Regions from separate parts of the Homo sapiens genome. Here region 2 is linked to region 1. A link is a loop called in an ENCODE intact Hi-C map of the cell type or tissue named here. Cell type or tissue: OCI-LY7. All regions are shown on one strand. Links, peaks and the distances in the headings refer to the core of each region. The heading gives the core; the rest is flanking DNA.

The links. Hi-C counts contacts between places; a loop is a spot of excess contacts. Peaks named below come from ENCODE experiments on the same cell type or tissue, not always from the same donor. Only the 100,000 strongest peaks of a DNase experiment are listed, where the experiment ranks them.
Region 2: it touches region 1 in a loop (10-fold over the local background); 9 of 110 quality-filtered maps call a loop at or near these places.

Annotation. Positions count from the first base shown.
Region 1 is chr6:145,883,072-145,894,156 of GRCh38, forward strand. It overlaps SHPRH (SNF2 histone linker PHD RING helicase), which reads right to left. Exons shown (of 30, transcript NM_001042683.3): 27 at 11,079-11,085; 28 at 10,144-10,322; 29 at 4,949-5,029; 30 at 1,736-3,716. The coding sequence ends at 3,620. EPM2A-DT (EPM2A divergent transcript) reads left to right here. Exons shown (of 3, transcript NR_038246.1): 3 at 134-3,514. Among named protein-coding and RNA genes, the nearest start is that of FBXO30, 74 kb to the left of the region's middle. In OCI-LY7, for the core only: CTCF peaks have their summits at 5,144 (motif pointing left) and 5,351; a DNase peak (open chromatin) is centred at 5,130.
Region 2 is chr6:145,757,052-145,768,136 of GRCh38, forward strand. All of the region lies in intron 1 of EPM2A-DT (EPM2A divergent transcript), which reads left to right. LOC105378039 (a long non-coding RNA gene) reads right to left here and starts at 6,568. Exons shown (of 3, transcript XR_007059799.1): 1 at 6,236-6,568. In OCI-LY7, for the core only: CTCF peaks have their summits at 4,728 (motif pointing right) and 4,930; a DNase peak (open chromatin) is centred at 4,760.

The DNA of each region.
Region 1 (11,085 bases), core at 1,290-9,289:
AAAGGCAGACCATTTAAAAAAGGCTGATTTTTTGATAAGCAGGGAAAAAGTTATTAATTTTAGTAATAGTAGTGACCTATATAAAGATCATTATACAGATAATGGAGGCTGTTTTTTAATTTCTATTTTGCAGGAAAAGAAGCATAAGCTGCAATAAAAATTTGGTTTCAAGATAACAAAGTCAGTCCCCAAAAATCAGTATTGAGAGTCACTGACATTAAATGATGAAGATACGAGGATGGTGTGGGGACCTTTACTCTTCGAAGATGAGCTATACATGCCCCTGAAAAGGCTGTCTGAAGACAGGGGAAGGCTGGAGATGGCAACTTTGGCCTCTGCCAAGTACTCGTGCTATTTTCTGTATGTGATACTATCTGTTTTGTAACTCAGAGGCAACACCACATACCTAGCATAAGGCTTGAACTCCCTTTGGGGTTATCAATTACTTACATAGCCTTCCTCTAAGGGAAGGCTTGCAAGTGGTTCATATTCGACCCTTCCATGTGATAAGCATTCATGTGGGCTTCACAATGTAACAGAGGTACACAGAGATTCTTGTAAACAGAAAATTTTATAAAACTGTTAACTGATCTCACTTTGAAGAAGTCTTACTGACTAGATGTCATTTATCAGAGTAGACAGGCTTAAAATGCATTGCTTGTACTAGACTGTTGTAATGCATTTTTTTGTTTTTGCATTGGTTTTTAATTCATTTAATTGGTTTACACTCATTTTTTTTTTTACATTCCATTTTTGCATTTGTATGCCAGTTAAAAATTATGAAATGGCACATTGTGGGATTTTGTTTAGCTAAATTCTAGAAAAATTGAAAGATACCTTTTATTCGACTTAAGCCTGAGGTTATTCAGCACGGTGATCTCTGCATTTTTGAAAGGTTGTCTCGTCGTTTAATAAACGTAAATAACTTAAGCACATTGGAAGAGCTATTAAATGAGAGCAGGAGATTAAAAAGACATGATTTCTTACTTTATCCACCTGACAGGATAGCTTGCATTGGTGATTAACCTTGCATTGTTAAATTCATTTCCTAAATATTTAGGTAAGTAGTTGGTTTGATCATTATTTGTAAAGTATTAGTAGTTGCATGTTGAATTATCATGTTAAGATTTTTAGTTTGTTGTTCATGTGATATGAAAGATAACAATTCCTAAAACTGAATGCATGCATGGCTTATTCAGCTCAGGTCACATACAAAGAGAAATGTGACGCTGCAATAAACATAGCAGAGCTATCTGGGTTTGAAGCAAAAAGGCTATGACGTTAGGTATATGCACTTTACATTGTATGTATCTTTTTAGTTCTAGTGAACTCATCTGGAATCATGTTACAGAAAATGATTCTCCAGGTCCAAACACATTTAAGTTTAATGACTGGGACTACTCTAACAATTGCGGCTATCTCATTTTGTCTCATTGGTTCATTAGCATAGCACCCATTTAAGAACAACTACTTCTAAACACAGTAATATTTCAGAGGCTATAAAATAATAGAGAAAGAAAACTTAAAAAATCCTTTGTTTGCAGCCAAGAAAATGTGAGGATCAGATTTGTACTTGTTTTGAACAATTGGAAACTGTCACAATTGTTTTTAAGATGTAATAAATGTATATAAAATATGGGATTCTATAGTATTAGCCATTTTGATATCTTTTGTTGAAAGAAAAAACCAAAAAACCCCATATGTTCTAAGTCTCAGAAATCAAAGAATTCCACAATTTTCATTTCCACTAAAATATTTATTTAATGGATATCTTACAGAAATAAATAAAAACAGTTTTTGTCTAATACAGATAGGTTTTTTTATATATATGTAATTTGATTTTACAAAATTGAAGCATATCAAATTGTTTTCTCTAAAACATAGCTCAGAAAGGAATAGTAGAAAACAAACACAAAGAAATACTGAAATAGTCTCATTTTTAAATTATAAGCATGGGCCTTCTGAATCTCAGCATGACATGTTATTAGTAAAAGAATGTAAGATATGGAGTCAGGGGACCTGGGCTCCACTGTTTACTTGCTACATGTCCTAAGAAAGTTTCAATATATCTGAACTTCAGTTCTCTACCTTTAAAACAGTAAAGATATTAATTATATCAACTTCACAAGATTGTTGGGTAAATTAAACACGTAAATGTACATGAAAGCTCTTTTTAATATGTGAAGAGCTATAAAAATAACAGTTTGATTTAATTTCATATAAAAGAATCAATGGATACCTCCTTTTAACTGAAGAATAAGCACCAAAAGCATGTGTGTGTTTTCTTCAGTTGAATTACATCACTCTATAAACCTAGAGTAAGAAAATGCACCTTAACTAAGCACCAAAGCCTCTCGGACAAATGGGATCTAGGGAATGGTTCTATGAGTTTTCCAGGCAGCTAACTGGGAGCTAATAAGTCCTGAGGGTCAAAGAGGGTCCTTTAAAACTCTGAAGGCTCAAAGAAAAGGAAGCCAAATAAGAACATTTGTATTACATCAAATGGCTAGGATGTAACAAGCTACTCCTTATTCAGCAATTTCAAAGTCCATTAATTCCTCACAGAAGAAGAAACACTTCGTTATTATCACTTGCAACGATTTGCTTATGTGAACATGGCATTCTCTTGTTCAAAAGGTCAAAGACTCGTGCTTAAGGGAGGAACAACTGGAGTGAAATAACAACTCTACCATGAATTCAGATATCACTGGCTAAAAAGTCTAGTTACACAAGAACATGGGAAAGAAAAAGAATCCAAGACATCAGTATAATAATGATTAAAAAAAAAACCCTGCCATATTTCCATGTTATAATAAAACAAAATCATAAAAACTGCAATATTTACAGATACATCAATCTTACAACATATAAAAACTTTAACAATAAGAAAAATTAAGAGTAGGGAAAGCAGATAATTTTAAGGTAATCATTAATACATTAAAAAATCTATTTGGAGTTAACTGTTTACACTAACACCACTTTACACATAATAGAAATATGAATATTTTCATTGTTTTTGTTTTCAGTAGCAAGATGCAGAAGAAACAAATAACTGTCTAACATTAACTTATTGTAAGGAGTTGTATTACTGCAAAATTACTAGGTGTAAAGTTATGGTATAAGCCTACTCAAAAAATGGGTTAATATAATTCACCATCTACTTAAAATATTACTAACAAGATATTGGTGAATCATGTGCTAAAGATACTGAAGGCCCTTCCAAAACTGAGATCTATGTTTGTTCAATATACCAGGTCATATAAAACTAGACTAGTTTACTTTCTTATTCCAACTGTTTTATGAGTGATCTTATCATAAGAAAAGTACACATTACCTCTCTTAATTCCCTTGCATCATCAGATATAGATACTATTTGGGACAAAAAATAAATGTTTTATTAGGAGTGTAAAATTAAGAATCTTTATAGATCTTTTGGAAACAGTATATTGAAAAGGACTCAATAAGTACTAAGCCACTGTATAACCAGAACAATAAACAAATTCATTCAACTAGGAACAGTGTTACTGTTATCTACTGGGTTTTTAAAACTTGTAACTTTGCTCTACAGCTATGAAAGTTTATTAATACACTAAAGTCCATGGAATGAATCAAGTGTAGTTCATTCAAGCTCTTCAGTTTCTTTGGTAAATAGGTCTGCCAGGTCAGCCACAGTCAAGACAGAGGCCTCTGAATGCTTTGCTGATGAGTTCGTGTGACTGCAAGGTTTCCCAAATGAGCACAGTCAGAAAGAAACCCCAAGCCATCAGCGATTATATTTGTAGTAATACGAACTAGACACATATTTTTTCTTAAGTTTTTGTAATTGGGATATAAGAAACTCCCAGAGGAAAGCAAGTGATAAAATCTTTGTTATACCTTGTCAAAGTGAAGATTTCTATATATTACTTTTAGTGTTTGTCAAAGTGTTTTTTCTCTGTGCAATTAATAGAACAAAGAATAAAACTCTTGACTACTGCTACTAAGGCTCTCACCTTACAAATTACCTTCTTACCACCTGAAGTTAATTTGTTTCAAGAGAATTTCAAACAACTCATAACTGCTATTTTATTAAAACAACCTAAATAAAAATCACTGAAGTCTGATACACAAGGAAAACAAGAACTTTAAAAAGCCTTCATGTTTTAGGTAAAAAGGCCCTTGTGGAAGCCTCTTTCCTTCCCAGAAACCATCAATGGAAGAAAATTTCTAGTTTCAAATTGCTTCTTTGCTATGTGACAATCCCTTCTAAGGCAATAATCTCTTCCTTGGGTACCATCCAATCCTACCTACCTCCTAAAGATGTAGAAAGATTTATGTTTTCAAAAAGATTTAAATAAATTATACCATAAATATTAGAAAGTTCTATGATTCCAGAGTCAAGCTTTTAAAATTAAGACTGGTTTAGTCTCTCTGCTTTTGTTTTGTCTTTGGATTGACACCACAATTAACCTTAACAAGTTTGTTTTTTTTTTTTTTTTTTTTGAGACACAGACTCGTTCTGTTGCCCAGGCTGGAGTGCAGTGGCACGATCTTGGCTCACTGCAACCTCCACCTCCGGGGTTCAAGCGATTCTCCTGCTTCAGCCTCCCGACTAGCTAAGACTATGGTGCGTGTCACCATGCCTGGCTAATTTTTGTGTTTTTAGTAGAGATGGGGTTTCACCATGTTGGCCAGGCTGGTTTCGAACTCCCAGCCTCAGAAAGTGATCCAATGTGGCAAAGGAATGTAGTATAGTTTATATTTACATGTTACAATTAATAAATTAATTCAAATATACAAAGTCTGGAGCACTGACTGGGAAACAGTGAAAAGGCAAAACGTCAGACTTTGCTTTTAAAAACGTATTTGTGCTATATTTTTCGTTGTCATCTAAGTGAAGAAGTTCTAAAGATACAAACTTTTAACAGGAAAACCTTCCCCCTTCTACTTGTGGTAAATTATTACCTACCTTCTCTCAGCAGTTTTCAGCATTGCCTGCATTCTTTCTTCTATTGTTGCTTTAATTAAGAATCTGTGTACAATAGTAGGTCTAAAAGGTACAGAAGAATTTTAAGCTTAAAAACATAGTAAAACAAATCAGTACAAACCGACTTCACATTTTATATGCTATATTCATCAGTCAGTTGGTGCCCACTTGTGGCAGGTGCTGGGAGGGGTTCAGCAGCGAATAAAATGAACTATTTAATCTCCATGAGCTGACATTCTAATGAGAGACAGACAATAAACACATAAAAGAGTAAGACGGTTTCAGGTAAATATAATGCTGGGAGAACAGGCTGACATGCAAACTGAAAAAAGAGTGATGGGAATGAGGCCAGTAGGCAAAGGAGGAGTAGGAAGAATATCCAAACAGAAGAAACAGCACATACATACACAGTCCCCGGGAAGGGAATATGCCTGGAACAAGCCTAACATGTTCAAGAGGCCAAAAGAAGGCTGGCATGGCAGAAGCATCCTGTAAGCGAGGGAGAGAGGTGAAAATAAGGGTGGAGAGATGTGCAGGGGCCAGGTCACACAGGGCCTTCCAGGATGTGACCAAGCATTTGAATTTTATCGTGGTTATAATGGGAAGCCCTTGGTGGGTTTGTATGCATGATTTGATGTATACCTGACTGTACTTTAGAAATCCCTTTGGCAACCGTGTGGAGGATGTACTTCTTGCTCAGCAAGAAGAGCACCAGAGAAGCCAGTTAAGAAGTCCTGTAGTCATCTGGGTAAGTAAGGGTGGATGCACTATGGTTGTGTCAGTGGAGATAGCAGTCAAGTAGATTTGGAATATCTTTTGGAGGTAGAGCTGACAAAACTTAAAAGATGACTGGCATGTGAGATGTGAAAAGAAAAATATAGAAGAGTCCGAGATTTCTGATCTGGGCAGGAACAGATGACAGTGCCACATTATAAGATGGGGAAAGCTCAGGGTGGGAGTGAGAGTGCAGAAGCAACACAGTTTTGTTTTGTCCATGTGAAACCTATCAGATACCTATTAGACAGGTATCCAAGGTGAGTCCAGAGATATGTGTGCAGAGCTAGAACTGGATATATGCACCTGGGACAGGAGCTATATGGGCATGTCTGGGCTGGGGGATATACACCTGAGAGTCATCAACCTGTAAAAGCTACCTAAAGCCCTAAGACTGGAAAAATTCATCGAAGGGGTGTAGACAAAGAACCCTCAGACCACTGGCAAGAAGTAGGTCACTAGAAATGTTATAAGTCTCACTTCAGTGATATGGTGGGGAGAAAATCAACCAGACAGGTTGACAGAGAATGGGGGATAAAAAAGTAGAGATGGAGGTAGGATGTATCAGAGTGTTTTTTTCTTTCTAAAGATGGATAATATTAAGACATATTTATGGGGTAATATATGACAGGTTGAGTATCCCTAACCAAAAACCCAAAATCCAAAACTTTTTGAGTGCCAACGTGACAAGTGGAGGATTCAACACCTGACTTCACGTGATGAGTCACAGTCAAAACACATTAAAAACGTTGTTTTGTGCACAAAATTATTTAAAATATTATATAAAATCACCTTCAGGCTATGAGTAGAATTTGTATATGAAACATAAATAAATTTCATGTTTAGACTGGGGTTTCATTCCTAAGATATCTCACTATGTATATGCAAATATTCTAAAATCTGAAAAAATCCTACAGGCAAAACACTTGAAGCATTTCAGTTAAGGGATGCTCAACCTGTACAAGGGAAATGTACACCTGTCCTTGAAAAATGAGAAAGAATGGAGTCCAGGACAAATGAATGGATGGCTTTTGAAAGAAAAGGGACACTTCTGCTGTAATAAAAGGGAAGGCATATGAGGTACTTTCCTGCTTATTACTGGATGACATATCCATGCTTCTGCCTACTACCAACCCCTTCCTCCACTTCAGTGTTTGATCCCATATCCTCTTGCCTACTCAAGGACATTGTCAAGCATTCTCCCTGTTCTCCTTCACTAGTTTTTGTTGTCTCTAATGAATCATTTTCTTACTAATTCTCCCATTTGAAAGGAAAACAAAAACCTCTCTTGATCTCATTCTCTTCCTTTTCTCTGCAGCAAAACTCCTCAAAATACTGGCCTTACCAGCCACACAGAAGCAGCAGTGCACTGTGGTTAAAGCTTGTACTGTGAAGGCAGAATGGCTGTGCCTGAAATCTGCCACTGCTTCTACTAGCTGCCTGACTATGGGCAAGTTACCTAACCTCTCTTTGTTATACAAATATTTGTTAAATAAGAAATACACAAAATCCCATTTTCTCCAAAACTAAAGTCAGGCTGTCACCTCTACCACTTAACCTGGTTTTGATCTCCATGTTGCTAAATCTAATGATCAATTCTCAATCCTTATCTTCCTTGACATTTTTCATAGCACTTGAAACAGGTGACCATAACCTCTTCTTTGAGGTACATTTTTCACTTGGTTCCTAGGACACTCCTGTCTTCTGGTTTTCTTCCTAACTCACTGTTTGATCTTTATTTGTTACCTTTGCTGCTTCCTTCTCCTCTCCTAGAACAGCTGAACTTTGGTGCCCTGGAGTTCAGTCCATGGTCCTCTATCTAAACTCTGTCTCTATCTAAACTCACTCCTAGGTAATCTCATTCAGTCTCGTGACTTAATGGACTTGTACATCTAGTTACAGAATAGAAATCTCCATTTGGATGTCTGTTCTTCCCTTACCAAATCTGCTCTACCCTGTAGACTTCTCCAGCTCAGTTGAAGGTTACTTCATCCTTCTAGTTGTCCAAGCCAAAACCCATGGTGTTATCCTTGACCCTCTCATACCCCATGTCTAGTCTGTCCAAAAGTACTATCAGTTCTATCTTCAAAATATATCCAGAACCTGACCACTCCTCATCATGTGCACTGCTACTGCCATGGTCAGGTCACCTTCAGCTCTCACCAGGATGACTGCAATAGCCTCCAAGACTCTCCCTGCTTCTACTCTTCCTTGCTCCCCTTCACTCCCACCCTATCACAGCACTCAGAATGATTCTTTTAAAACTTAAGTGAGATATGCCAAGCCTCTGTTCAAAGCCTTCCAATGGCTCCCGATTTCACACAGGGCAAAAGCACCATCCTCACAGTGGCTTCCTGGGCCCAATGTAATCCCTCTCCCCACTGAGCCCATTCACTTCAACTCCTGCTTCTCTCCCTTTTAGCAACTGTAGCTCCTTGCTATTCTTCTAACATACCACACTCCTGATTTAGGGCCTTTGCACCGAAAGCACTGTTTACTTGAACATTCTTTCACAAGATAGCTGCATGACTAACTTTCCCATTTTCCCATTTCTTTCAAGTCCTTGCTCAGACTTTCTCAATAAGGCCTTGCATGCCTTCCTGCCCAAACATTGCACTTTTACTTCCTCACCCTGCTCTACTTTTCCAGCTCCTAACATAGTCCAGATTGTACTTAGTTTATTGTTTACCACCTTTCTGTCTACCAACCCCATTACAGCTAGAATCGCACTCCATGAGGACATCTCATGTTCCTAAAACAGTGCCTGGCACACAGAAGATACTCAATAAAAATCTACCAAAAAGTATGTGAGTACTGATGCAGGCAGACTGTTCAAGTTGATGATGGAAAGATGAGGTACTTCTAATCTGATTGTATATGTTTCCCCTGTATGAGGCAAGATCGCCATGGGGAGGAAGAAGACACACTTAAGACAGACTCCTCAGAAAGTAGAAAAAAACATATTGACTTGCGAGGCATAGTAAGATTGTTGGGTAATGCTGAATGGCCTTTTGGACTCGTGGTTTTAAATATGAGACTAGTCCAGCCTATGCTTTAAAAGAACATTGGTAGGACAAAAAATCAATATTTAAAAACACAGAAGAAAACCAACAAAAAACAAGTAAGACATGACTGCATTTTAAATGCCACTTGGTGGTATGTTAGAACAAGCCCGCATTTATTACAGTTACTTTGCCCTATTTGTTAAGAGGTTTAATAAACATGTCTCTTTCCTGTTTTCAAGTAAGCCCTTTATTTTCTCTCCCCGCTACTTCTTACGGGGCAGTCTACATTTCTGAGTATGACACAGAAGACTTCATCTCCTGCCGATGATCTCTTTCTCATACTTTATACTGCAACAATTCCAAACTCCTTACAGTCCCTAGAAATGTCATGTCATTTCCCACCATTGTATTTTTGCATATATAACTCTCTTTGGCTGTGTGAATACCCTTTTCCAGCCAACTTTGAAATAATTATTCCTTCAAGACTTAACACCATAAAGTCTTTCCTGACTCTGTAGGGCCCGAGTGATCATTATCTTCTTTTGTTAACACAGTCCTTTTATTATTATACTTTTGCACATTCTACCCCAACACTTTAAGTCATGCTTCCTGTACTACACAGTGACCTCCTTGGGGAAATAAATTATGTATCATTCAATTTGAATCTTCAGTATTTAGAATAATGCCTGACATACAGTAGGTGCTCAATAAATACTGATTTAGTAAGTGCTTATTATGGATGTGTTTTTTTTTCCTTTTTTAAACATCAAAGACTTCTAACATCCAGAAGGTAATACATTTAGCAGGCCTTATCAAAGATAACTGTCTATTCTGATATATGAATAAAGGTAATACATGCCATATAATAATATTCATTATTAGGTTTGCTTTGGGCCTTAAACTGAATCTAATGATCTCTTGGAGCTGACCTAGGGGGTGTCTTTTCCTAATGTTAAGAATTTTAAAAGGAGCCATTTATTTTCAGTCATGTACAAGGTATGTCTTCTTTTAAACACGGGACTACTTTAGACAATCAAAACTCCATTCTCCTCAAAGGCATGATGGATGCCTTCAACTTTGTAGCTGTCTTAAGTATTTCTAACAAGCTTTTTTTTGGATAAAGTGATAAGGTTTTTGTGGGAGGGAAGAAAAAAATTGGGACAATTTGGGGGTTTGCTTCTTGGAGAGAAGGGAGGGTTGGAAATCTCATGCCTTTCAATTAAATAATTAAAAAGTTATAAATAAATAAGTTATAAAATAAATAATTAAAAAATGTAGTATCTAAGGAAGTAATTAAAAACAAGTACGCTATGATGAACATAAATGAAGAGTTTAAATACTGATTTGGTTTCTCAGAAAACTGAAGCAAATGTGACTGATTCTAATTTTAGTCCTTACTTTGTCTGTCCAATTCGGTGCACCCTCCCTATGGCCTGAAGCTCATGGGCAGGGTTCAATATGGGCTCCACCAAGAGAACATGAGTTGCTTCAATGATAGTTAATCCATTAGAACCTGTGTGCAGGGGCAGCAGCAAAATATTGATTTGGGGATCACGTTTAAATGCTGAAAGGTTCTCCTAAAAAAGAAAGGTACATTTTAATTTTAGCTCGATCAGTTAAAATAAGAGCAGTATGTAATAGCTCACTTTAAAGATGTCTAATGCTATCTATTACTATTGTGAAAGGTAACAGCTAAGAAACTTAAATGCAAAATTACCAACTTTAGAAAATGTAAACTTGTCGCTTGATTTTAATTATGAAGAAAAGTATCATATAAGCTCTCTTGTTCTTCGTAATATCTAGAGGAATCACAAGACAGATGCATGTAATGCATGCAAATTAAACTACATGAGGTTAGAGGAAAAAGAGAAAAAGAATGTGCTAGAGTGAATGTGAGATAAGAGACATGAATCTGCTAAATTTTCATTTGGTCTCTGTGTGTGCCTGAGGTCATACGCCTGTCACTGTGCTGAGCATGATGTAAGGATAACTGTGACCACATGCAGTTCTGCCTGACAGTGACTTTAGAAACTAATCCTTGGGGTGTGAGGCCCCTGTCCATTCAAAAGGTATATCATAGGCAATCTTTTCCTGTACTAAAAAAAAAAAAGAACCTCAAGTTGGGAGATCTTTAAAAAACCAATGGTCTTGTTATATACTGAAAATACCTGCAGTCTCTGCTTTTAAATGTTCACTTTATAATTAATCAAGAACTCAGACCCTGTTTATGTGGCTTATATGGCATGAGACAATAAATGTAAGTAAGCTAGTTAACAGCAGTTTAAATTTGCAACTGTATCCACTACAAAAACCGGAGTAAAATCTTAACATACCTGAAAT
Region 2 (11,085 bases), core at 1,304-9,303, 130 kb before region 1:
TGCCCGCCTCAGCCTCCCAAAGTGCTGGGATTACAGGCGTGAGCCACCGTGCCTGGCCACTCTTAAGCTATGTTTTGTCCCTCCCAAATAAGCTACTTAATTAAACCAAATTTGCCCATTTTTGTAAGTTAAAAATGGTTGAAGATCTGAAGTTTCATATGTTTCAACTTAATGCTTGAACTTGAATCCTTTATTTATGGTTTTGTCTGGAGCTACCAATGCTAAATAATTAGTTTCGCCTATTTTTTGAGTTTTGTATAAATGGAAATCATACTTCATGTATTCTTTTGTAACTTATGTCTTTTGCTTAATATGATGTTTTTCAAATATCTACATATTGTAGCATGTAGCTATGCTTCAATTATTTTTGCTTATGTATAGCATATTCCACTATCTGAAGACCTCATACTTTTTAAATTTTATTGTTAGCAGATAGATGAGTTATTTTCAGTATGGGATTATTACAAACAGTGAAGCTAATAAAATCCTGGTTGGTACATCCTTATGTATATTTGCACAAGTTTCTCTAGGGTTTATACCTAGGAGTAGAATTGGTAAGCCATAGAGTATGTCCATATACTATCTGTTTCTTAAAGAATATTCAAAACAGGAAAAAATAACCTTTACTGGGAGTGCAATTTAGTGTGTACAGTGGCTTCCTAACCTCTAATTTCTACACAGCATACCTCCAGTGTGTGAATTGTAATGCTGTTCAGCCCCGGGAAGGAAAGAGGCAGAAGCTTTTGATTCTTCTTAGAGCGTACCCTTCCATATTTGCTTCTTGAAGAGCATAATCTCCCTAAGTTTTCTCTTTTTTTCAACAAATAAAGCCAATTCCTTTTGTCATTTCTTCATAGGGGCTATTCCCAATGCCTCTAACCATATTTCAATTGCTTTCTTTCAGAGTGCCTCCAAATTTTCAAATCTAGGGTCACCATGCAATTTGTTATCCACAACAGGTCAGTTTGGGGAATAGAAAGAAGTGCTAAAATAATGAACAGTTTTAACTGATTTACCACAGAGGTAAACTAGATCATCCCAGGCAAACCAAAATGCACTGTCTCCTTATTCATATAACACTAACTGTGTGTGTTCTCAAATCAAGTAAGGAATGCCTATGGAGGACTGACTTATATTAAATATTAAAGAAGAGTTGTCGGCTGCATTACACATTCCTATTTGTAATCCCAGTCTCAGGGACTTTCTTATGACTATATTATGCGTAAGTAACAGCACATAAACAGGAAGGGCCAAATATTGGTCTCTTCGTGGCAATGAGGTAATTTTACCTAGGTTTCAATTGTGTCCTTTAGGGAAATGGTGACTGCGTATTTAATCCTCAACTTAGTAATAAACACAAATCTCAATAGTATTTAGTATTCAAAGGAGATTTTTCAAAGGTACTAGCTGGTTGCTAAGTAACTATGAGAAAGAAAGTGAAATAGGGAAGATTTTCCCAACTTCTCTTGTATTTACTGATTCAGAAAACAGTTCTCTTTTACATAGGACTTGTCTGACAATTTGTACTTGGAAAATTGAAAGTGTGACATTTCTACAAGCAGAAATATGCAAAAACTATCTTAGGCACAAAGAAATACCACAGGATTAGTATTTGTTTTTACAGAACAGTCTATCAGGCATCTCACTGTTTAAAAAAGTGAAATGTCTGGATTAAAATGCAAAATGTTTGGGGAAAAGTCTAATTGCCTCAGAAATATTTGGATTTTCTCAAGTAGTTTGTTAATAATAATACTATTGCTAAAAGCCACTAATTACTAAAAAGCTACCTTGTGGTTGTCACTGAATTTCAAACTTTGGTTACATTATCTAATAAAATCCCCTTAACAATTTTGTAAATTAGAAATTTGCTATTTAAGATAATGAAGCTCGAATGGTTAAATAAATTACTTCTCAGTTCCAAGTTAATAAATGGCTGAGCTGATACTGGAACTCAAGATCATTTAACTACAAAGGTCTTCTATTTTTTTATAAAATATTCTGAGGCTCCAATTTTGTTTGCTGCATCATAAAAGATGCTACAGTTCAAATAACATTAAATTAATCTAGATAGAAAATATACTGCCAAGTCTGGAGGATACTAGGTTACCAAAACAACAATTCAAAATGATGTCAATAGAGATGTGGGGGCCAGCTTTTTAACAAATAAATTTTATTTTGTATATTTGAGGTTTACAACATTATGTTATGGGAACTAAAGGAATAATAAAATAGTTACTATAGTGAAGTAGATTAACATATCGATCACCTCATGTAGTTATTTTTATATCCTTTTTTGTTAAATTTACTTATTTAACAAAATCTCTAATATAATACAATTTTATTAGCTATAATTCTCATGTTGCGCATCTCTAGATGTCTAGACGTGCTCACTCTACATATCTGCTACTTTGTATCCTTTGACCTATTTCTCCCTATTTCTTCCTTCTCCCGCACCCCACTGTTCTCTATCTCTGTATACAGTCGAGCATCAGTAATGATGTTTTAGTCGACAACGGACTGCTTATACAACAGTGGTCCCATAAGATAATAATGGAGCTGGAAAATTTCCATAGTCTAGTGATGTTGTAGCAGTCACAATACATTACTTAAGTGTTTGTGGTGATGCTGGTGTAAACAAACTTACTGTGCTGCCAGTCATGTGAAAGCATAGTACATTCAATGATGTACCACACATAATACTTAATAATGATAACAAATGAGTGTTACTGGTTATGTGTTTACTGCATTATATATTTTTATTGCTAGTTTAAAATATATTCCTATGTATTCAAAAAAAGTTAACTGTAAAACAGCCTCAGCCAGGTCTTTCAGGAGGTGTTCCAGAAGAAGGCATTGGCATCACAGGAGACGACAGCTCCACAAGTATTATTGTCCCTAAAGGCCTTCCAGTGGGACAAGATGTGGAGGTGGAAGACCGTGATATTCATGATCCTGACCCTGTGTAGGCCTAGGCTAATGGGTGGGTCTGTGTCTTCATTTTTAACAAAAAAGTTTAAATAGAAAAAAAAGCAACATTTAAAAAATAGAAAAGCTTACAGAGTAAGAATACAAGGAAAAATTTGTTTGTGGAGCTGTATAATGTGTTTGTGTTTTAAGATGTCATTACAAAAGAGTCAAAAAGTTTTTTTTAATTAAAAATGTATATAGTTAACAAGATACCGTAAACTTAGCTTATTATTTTAGAAAGAAAAATTAATAAATTTGGTGTAGCCTAGGTGTACAGTTTTTTAAAGTCTACAATAGTGTACAATAATGTGTTAGTCTTTCACATTCACTCACCACTCACTCACAGACTCACCCAGAGCAACCCCGAGTCCTGCAAGCCCCATTCATGGGAAGTGCCCTATAGAGGTATGCCATTTAAAAAAATCTATTATGCCATATTTTTACTGTACCTTTTCTATGTTTAGATACACAAATACTTATCATTATATTACAGCATGCTGTACAGGTTGGTAGCCTAGGAGCAATAGGTTATGCCGTGTAGGTGTGTAGTCTGTAGTAGGCTTTACCATCTCGGTTTATGTAGGTATATTCTGTGCTGTTCACACAACAATGAAATCACCTAACAATGCATTTCTTAGAATATATCCCCATTGTTAAGTGATGCGTGGCTGTATTTGACTGTTTTATTTTGGATTCCACTATAAGTGAGATCATGCACTATTTTATTTCTGTATCTGGCTTGTTTCACTTAGCATAATGTCCGCAAGGTCCATCCACTTTGTAGCAAATGGCAAATTTTTAAGGCTGAATAATATTTAACAGCATATGTATCACATTTTCTTTATACAGTTGCCTGTTGATGGATACTAGGTTGTTTCCATATCTTGGCATTGGGAATAATGCTGCACTGAACTTGGGAGTGCAGATATCTTTATGAAGTGCTAATTTCAGCTCCTTTGGATATATACCTAGAAGAGGGATTGCTGGATTGTATGGGAGTCCCATTTTTCATTTCTTTAGGAATCTCCATACTGTTTTCCATAATGGCTATACCAATCTGCATCCCCACCAACTGTGTACTAGAGTTCCCTTTTCTCCACACCCTTGCCAATGCTTATCATCTTTTGGATAATAGCAGTCCTAAGCATATGACTAAGAAGAGTGGCTATTAGACCCTCTCAGGGGGTGGCGGGGCAGGGAAATGAGAGAAGAAAATTTAATTTTGAAATTAAAAACTAGTGACTTACTGACTTATTTAAGTCTAGATTTTAAAGTATTCACTAAGCACCAAATAGGGGCACAGCCAACATATCAAAGCATTGATATTCACCAAGAATGAAGAAGTTTTAATGATGGCTACCATCTATGATTAGTCCAAACTCTGCCTCTATTTCTTAGATGGTTGCAGAAAAAGCAAAAGAGTCCTCTAGATCAGAGGTTATCAAACTCTGCCCATGGGCCACCTGCCTGTTTTTATAAATAAAGCTTATTGGGATACAGCCAGGACCACTAGTATTTTGTCTATGGCAGCTTTCACACTGCAATAGCAGGGTTAAGTAGATACAATAGAAACCAAATGGCTTCCAATCCTAAAGTGTTTTCTACCTTCCTTTCTAAAAAAATGTTTGCCCACCACTGCTCTAGATCAGAGTTTCTCAGCCTCAACACAACTGACATTTTGGGTCACACAGTTTTCTGTTTTGTGGGGCTTGCCTGTGCAGGTGCTTGGCAGCATTTGTGGCCTCTACCCACTAGATGCCAGTAGTCCTCCAGCAGGTGGGCCAACCAAAATATCTCCAGACATATTAGATGTCCCCTGGGGATAATGTCACCCCTATTGAGAATCACTGCTCTAGATAAGCAGCATTTTTTTTCTAAGCTTACTGCAAATTTCTGACACAAATTGATCTTCCATATCTATCTGCATAGAAACATATGAAGGAGCCAACTTGACAAAATCTTTATTGAAAACACAGAAATAATTTAAAAACAAACAATCTACAAACTCTCACCTCCACCCAGTCTGCCCAACAAAACATACTTGTACTCATACACCCTGTCTTCTCTCTCTTACAGTAACTGTTGGTCCTCCTTTCTAAGGCTAATTCCTCCATCCCAACACAATCTCATTCTCTCTTAGCTAATCAAGGACTTCACTACAGTAACTCTTTCCCCACTGCATCACCAATTTTTCTTTACTAGGTCAGATCCATTAATAACATGTAGCTATTATTTCTCGAATCTTAAACAAAATAAACCTTCCTCTTCCTCACATCCCCTTCTAGTTACTGTTCACATTTCTTGGATACCATTTATAGAAAACCTCGTTGAGAGCAATGAGAACACATGGACACAGGGAGAGGAACGACACACACCGGGACCTGTCACGGGCGAAGGCGGAGGGAGAGCATCAGGATAAATAGCTAATGCATGCAGGGCTTAATACCTAGGTGATGGGTTGATAGTTGCAGTAAACCACCATGGCATGCATTTGCCTGTGTAACAAACTAGCACATCCTGCGCATGTATCCGAGAACTTAAAATAAAATAAAGTTTTTTTAAATGAGAAAACCTTGTTGAGAGATATAACCCTTCAGATTCTAGAATTATGATGAATTCAAATGCAGTGCATAAGAAATCGATACCAAGATCTATCTAATGAAACTGAAGGCCGGATGCTATGGTACAGGCCTGTAATCCTGGCACTTTGGGAGGCCAAGGTGGGCAGATCACTTGAGGTTAGGAGTTCGAGATGAGCCTGGCCACAATGGTGAAACCCAGTCACTACTAAAAACACAAAAATTAGCCAGGCATGGTGGTGAGCACCTGTAAGCCCAGCTACTTGGGAGGCTGAGATAGGAGAATCACTTGAACCCAAGAGGCGAAGGTTGCAGTGAGCCGAGATCATGCCACTGCATTCCAGCCTGGGTGACAGAATGAGACTCTGTCTCAAAAAAAAAGAAAAGAAAAGAAAATGAAGAGCACCAGTGACAAAAAGGTTAACCTAAAAGCAGTCAGAGGGGGGGAAAAAAAGCAGTTAACCTACAAAGGAAACTATTGATTTCTTATAGCAACAGTGAAAGCCAGAGGAAAGCTGAATAATATCTTGGCAGTGCCTGGGCAAGGAAAGGGTGCTGCCTACTCTTGAAGGCTCCACTGAAGGGTGAAGCCTCCACTGAAAGGGTCGCATCCTTCTGCGGTGCTAACTTAGTTGTATCATCTTTAAAAGACAAATAATGACAGTTAACACAGTACTTGCATTGCTTACCTTATAGTGCAATCACTTCATGTTGCAACAACGGAGGTAGTCTGGTCTCAGCATCTAGGCAGGTAACAATTCATCTATATCCTGCTTTTTGTGGTATTAGAAGCAAGGGTACCTGCTTAGAATGAAAGGGTGGAGATGCTTCAGGCAGGGAATAGAGAGTGGCTCAGTAGCTCTGCATCCCCTTTACTGTTTTGTCTAGAAAATACTCTTTTGGCAGCCTGTGTTATCAGCACTTTGACAGTACTCAGTGGAAACAATGAGCTAAAAGTTTCTGCATACTCTTTAATCCCCAGAGTACCTACAGCACACAGTATACTTCCCAAAAGTGGTGTCTGTAACTCCAAGGAAACGCAAATTAAAAAAGTAGCAGAGCTGCATAATGGTAGAGAGTGATGATGTCAATACAATAATGCAATATGAAACACTATTTTTAGGAGGATATTTTAGGAAGTAAATATTTCAGTAACCTGAGGCTGCACTGTCTTCAAGATCTCAGCTCCAGTGTTTCTTATAATTAATTTGCTAATAGTGTCAAAGATTCAAAGTTTGACATCAATCCACTATTTCAAGTTCATCCCTTTACAAACATCATTTCCACTCATTTGGCTTTCCAGAAATGTTTAGTGGAGTGGGAGATAAAGGAATGGATGCTAAAGTCAACAAGAATAGATTAATAAATAACCAGAAGTCTATTTTCTGTGCCACACTCATTAATGGTGGACTATCACTGCTGCTCCTTTTACTGTTGCAGGATTGTGAATGACTGAGAGTGCTTATGAGTTGTAATGTTGTAATCAATTTTGTTTCATTTTTAAATTTTAAAGATGAATAAATGTTTAATTCAGAAGAAAGCAAATATAAATGAATAAATTATCAGTGGTGGATCTTCTCTGAAGTACACAAATGAGATTAATGCTCTAAGCACTTCTGTTCATAACACACAGTATTGATCAAATTAAGAGCAGGCAAAACAAAGCACAGGTGAAAATTCCAAAACCCTGTTTAGGTTAATGACATTAAAATCTGTAAACTTTACATACTGGATATTTTAAATTGTTAAGTTATACTATAACATTCATCTTTTAAAACGTATACAATTCACCAGTTTTTATACACTCACACAGTATTTTACCACCCCAAGAAGAAACCCCATACCCATAAGCAATCACTCCACATACCCTTATACTTCAGCCCTTATCAATTACTAATCAATTTTCTCTACAGATTTGCCTATTCTGGACATTTTACATAAGTGGAATAACACAATATATGGCCTTTTTTGTGTCTGGCTTCTTTCACATAGCCCGATGTTTTTAAGGTTTATCCAAGTTGAGACATGTATCAGTACTTCATTCATTTTTTATTGTCAAGTAGCATTTCATATATGAATTGATATAGTTTGGCTGTGTCCCCACCAAAATCTCATCTTGAACTGTAGCTCCTATAATTCCCACATATTGTGGGAGGGACCCAGTGGGAGGTAATTGAATCACAGGGGCAGAACTTTCCTGTGCTGCTCTCTTGATAGTGAATAAGTCTCACAAGATCTGATGGTTTTATAAAGGGTAGTTCCCCCACATATGCTGTCTTGCCTGCCACCATGTAAGGTGTGCCTTTCTCCTCCTTTGCCTTCCCCCATTATTGTGAGGCCTTCCCAGCCATGTGGAACAGTGATTCCATTAAACCTCTTTTTCTTTATAAATTACCCAGTCTCAGATATGTCTTTATTAACAGCATGAGAACTAATATAGTAAATTGGTACTGGTAGAATGGGGTGCTGCTGTAAAGATACTTAAAAATGTGGAAGTGACTTTGGAACTGGGTAACAGGCGAGGTTGGAACAGTTTGGAGGGCTCAGAAGAAGATAGGAAATGTGGGAAAGTTTGCAACTTCCTAGAGACTTGGAGGGTTCAGAAGACAGGAAGATGTGGGAAAGTTTGGAACTTCCTAGAGATTTGTTGAATGGATTTGACCAAAATTCTGATAGGGATGTGAAAAATGAAATCCAGGCTCAGGTGGTCTCAGATGGAGATGAGGAACTTCTTGGTAACTGGAACAAAGGTCACTCTTGCTGTGCAAAGAGACTGGCAGCATCTTGCCCATGCCCTAGAGATCTGTGGAACTTTGAACTTGAGAGAGATTATTTAGGGTATCTGGCAGAAGAAATTTCTAAGCACCAAAGCCATCAAGAGGAAGCAGAGCAGAAAAGTTTGAAAAATGTGCAGCCTGGTGATGCAGTAAAAAAGAAACAAACATTTCCTGGGGAGAAATTTAAGTCTGCTGAAGTTTGCATAAGTAACAAGGAGTCAAATGTAAATCACCAAGACAATGGGAAAAAATATCTCCAGGCCATGTCAGAGACTTTCATGGCAGCCCCTCCCATAACAGGCCTGGAGACTTAGGAGAAAAAATTGGTTTCATGGGCCTGGCCCAAGGCCCCAGTGCTCTATGAAGCCTTGGAACATGGTGCCCTGTGTCCCAGCTGCTTCAGCTCCCACTGGGATTAAAAGAGGCCAATGTACAACTCAGGCCATTGCTTCAGAGGGTGCAAGCCCCAAGCATTCGCAGCTTACATGTGGTGTTGGGCCTGCAGGTGTACAAAATCAGGAATTGAGGTTGGAGAACCTCCGCCTAGATTTCAGAGGATATATGGAAACACCTGGATGCCCAGGCAGGAGTTTGCTGCAGGAGCAGGTCTCTCATGGAGAACCTCTGCTAGGGCAGTGTAAAAGAGAAATGTGGGGTCAGATTCCCAACAGAGTGCTCACTGGGGCACCACCTAATGGAGCTGTGAGAAGAAGGCCACCATCCTCCAGACCCCAGAATGGTAGATCCACTGATAACTTGCACCATGCACCTGGAAAAGCTGCACACACTCAATGCCAGCCTGTGAAAGCAACCAAGAGAAGGGCTGTACCCTGCAAGGCCACAGGGGCAGAGCTGCCCAAGGCTGTGGGAGCCCACCTCTTGCATCAGCATGACCTAGATATGAGACATGGAGTCAAAGGAGATCATTTTGGAACTTTAATGTTTAATGACTGCCCTATTGGATTTTGGGCTTGTATGGGGCCTATAGCCCTTCATTTTGGCCAGTTTCTCTCATTTGGAATGGGTATATTTACCCAATGCCTGTACCCCCATTGTTTTTGGGAAGTAACTAACTTGCTTGTGATTTTACAGGCTCATAGGGGGAAGGGACTTGCCTTTTCTCAGATGAGACTTTGGACTGTGGACTTTTGACTTCATGCTGAAATGAGTTAAGACTTTGGGGGACTGTTGGGAAGGCATGATTGGTTTTGAAATGTGAGGACATGAGATATGAGAGGGGCTGGGGCTGAATGACATGGTTTGCTGTGTCCCCACCCAAATCTCATCTTGAATTGTACCTCCCATAATTCCCACATGTTGTGGGAGGGACCCAGTGGGAGGTAATTGAATCATGGGGGTGGGTCTTTCCCATGCTGTTCTCAGTATAGTGAATATGTCTCACAAGATCTAATGGTTTTATAAAGGGTAGTTTCCCTGCACATGCTCTCTTGCCTACTGCCACATAAGACGTGACTTTGTCCTCCTTTGCCTTCCACATGATTGTGAGTCTAGGGCTAGGGGAGGGAGTTCCCCAACCCCTTGTGATTCCCGGGTGAGGAGACACCCCACCCTGCTTCGGCCTGCCCTCTATGGGCTACACCCACTATTTAACCAGTCCCAGTGAAATGAGCTGTGTACCTCAGTTGGAAATGCAGAAATCACCCACCTTCTGCACTGATCTCACTGGGAGCTGCAGACTGGAGCTGTTCCTATTTGGCCATCTTGCCAGCCACCTCAAGTTAATTTTTTTATACTGTGAAAGGTAGGGGCCCAGTTTCATTCTTCTGCATAAGGGTAGCCAGCTATCCCAGCACAAATATAAATTTAATAAAGTTAACATCTTTGATAAAATTGATGGATTTATTGAAATACATGAAATACTGGACCTGATTCAAAACATAGAATTCTAAACATCTTTTTATATCTACAAAATAAATTGATTCCCAATTTTACAAACTCTTCACATAAAACTCTAAGCCCAATTAGTCTCTCTGGTAAATTCTATCAAACAGATTAGAAATAAATAATACCAACCTACAAAAACTCTTTTTGAAAATATAGAAGGAAGAAACACTGCTTTTCAATTCTTTTTATGAGGGCAGCATAATCTCAGTACTAAAACCTGAAAAAAATTTAATAAGAAAATTATGGACCAATATATTTCATAAACTTTGAAAAAGTCCTTCATAAATTATTAGCAAATTAAATCATGCAGTACATAACAATGGCAATACAAAATAATGAGGTGGACTTTATCTCAGAAATTCAGGGTTACATTTGGAGATCAATCAATGTAATTGGCTGCAACAAAAGAAAAGTAGAAATATTATGTAATCATAATATTTTTTGATTGCAGAAAAGTCATTTGATAAGATTCAGCATCCGTTTGTGATAAAAACAAAATCTCTCAGCAATTAGGAATAGAAGTTAAATTCCTCAATTTGCTATACAGGGAGTGTGTAAAACCTACTGCTAACATCAAATTTGATGATTAAGTGATAAAGACTTTTACTTTAAGATGAGGAGAAAGGTAAGGATGTTTGTCTTGCCATTTTTATTCCATATTGAACTGGAGGACTTATTAAATAGATAAAGGCAAGAAAAAGACAGAGATAAGGATTGGAAAGAAGGAGATGAACTGTGAAGCTGAGCACTGTGTTTACCCTCTGCCAAAGGCTCCATATAGTATCCCTATCTACTACTAACACTTTAAGCAACTTCAGATCTGCTGGATCATATGGCCCAACTGGCACAGTAGCTTG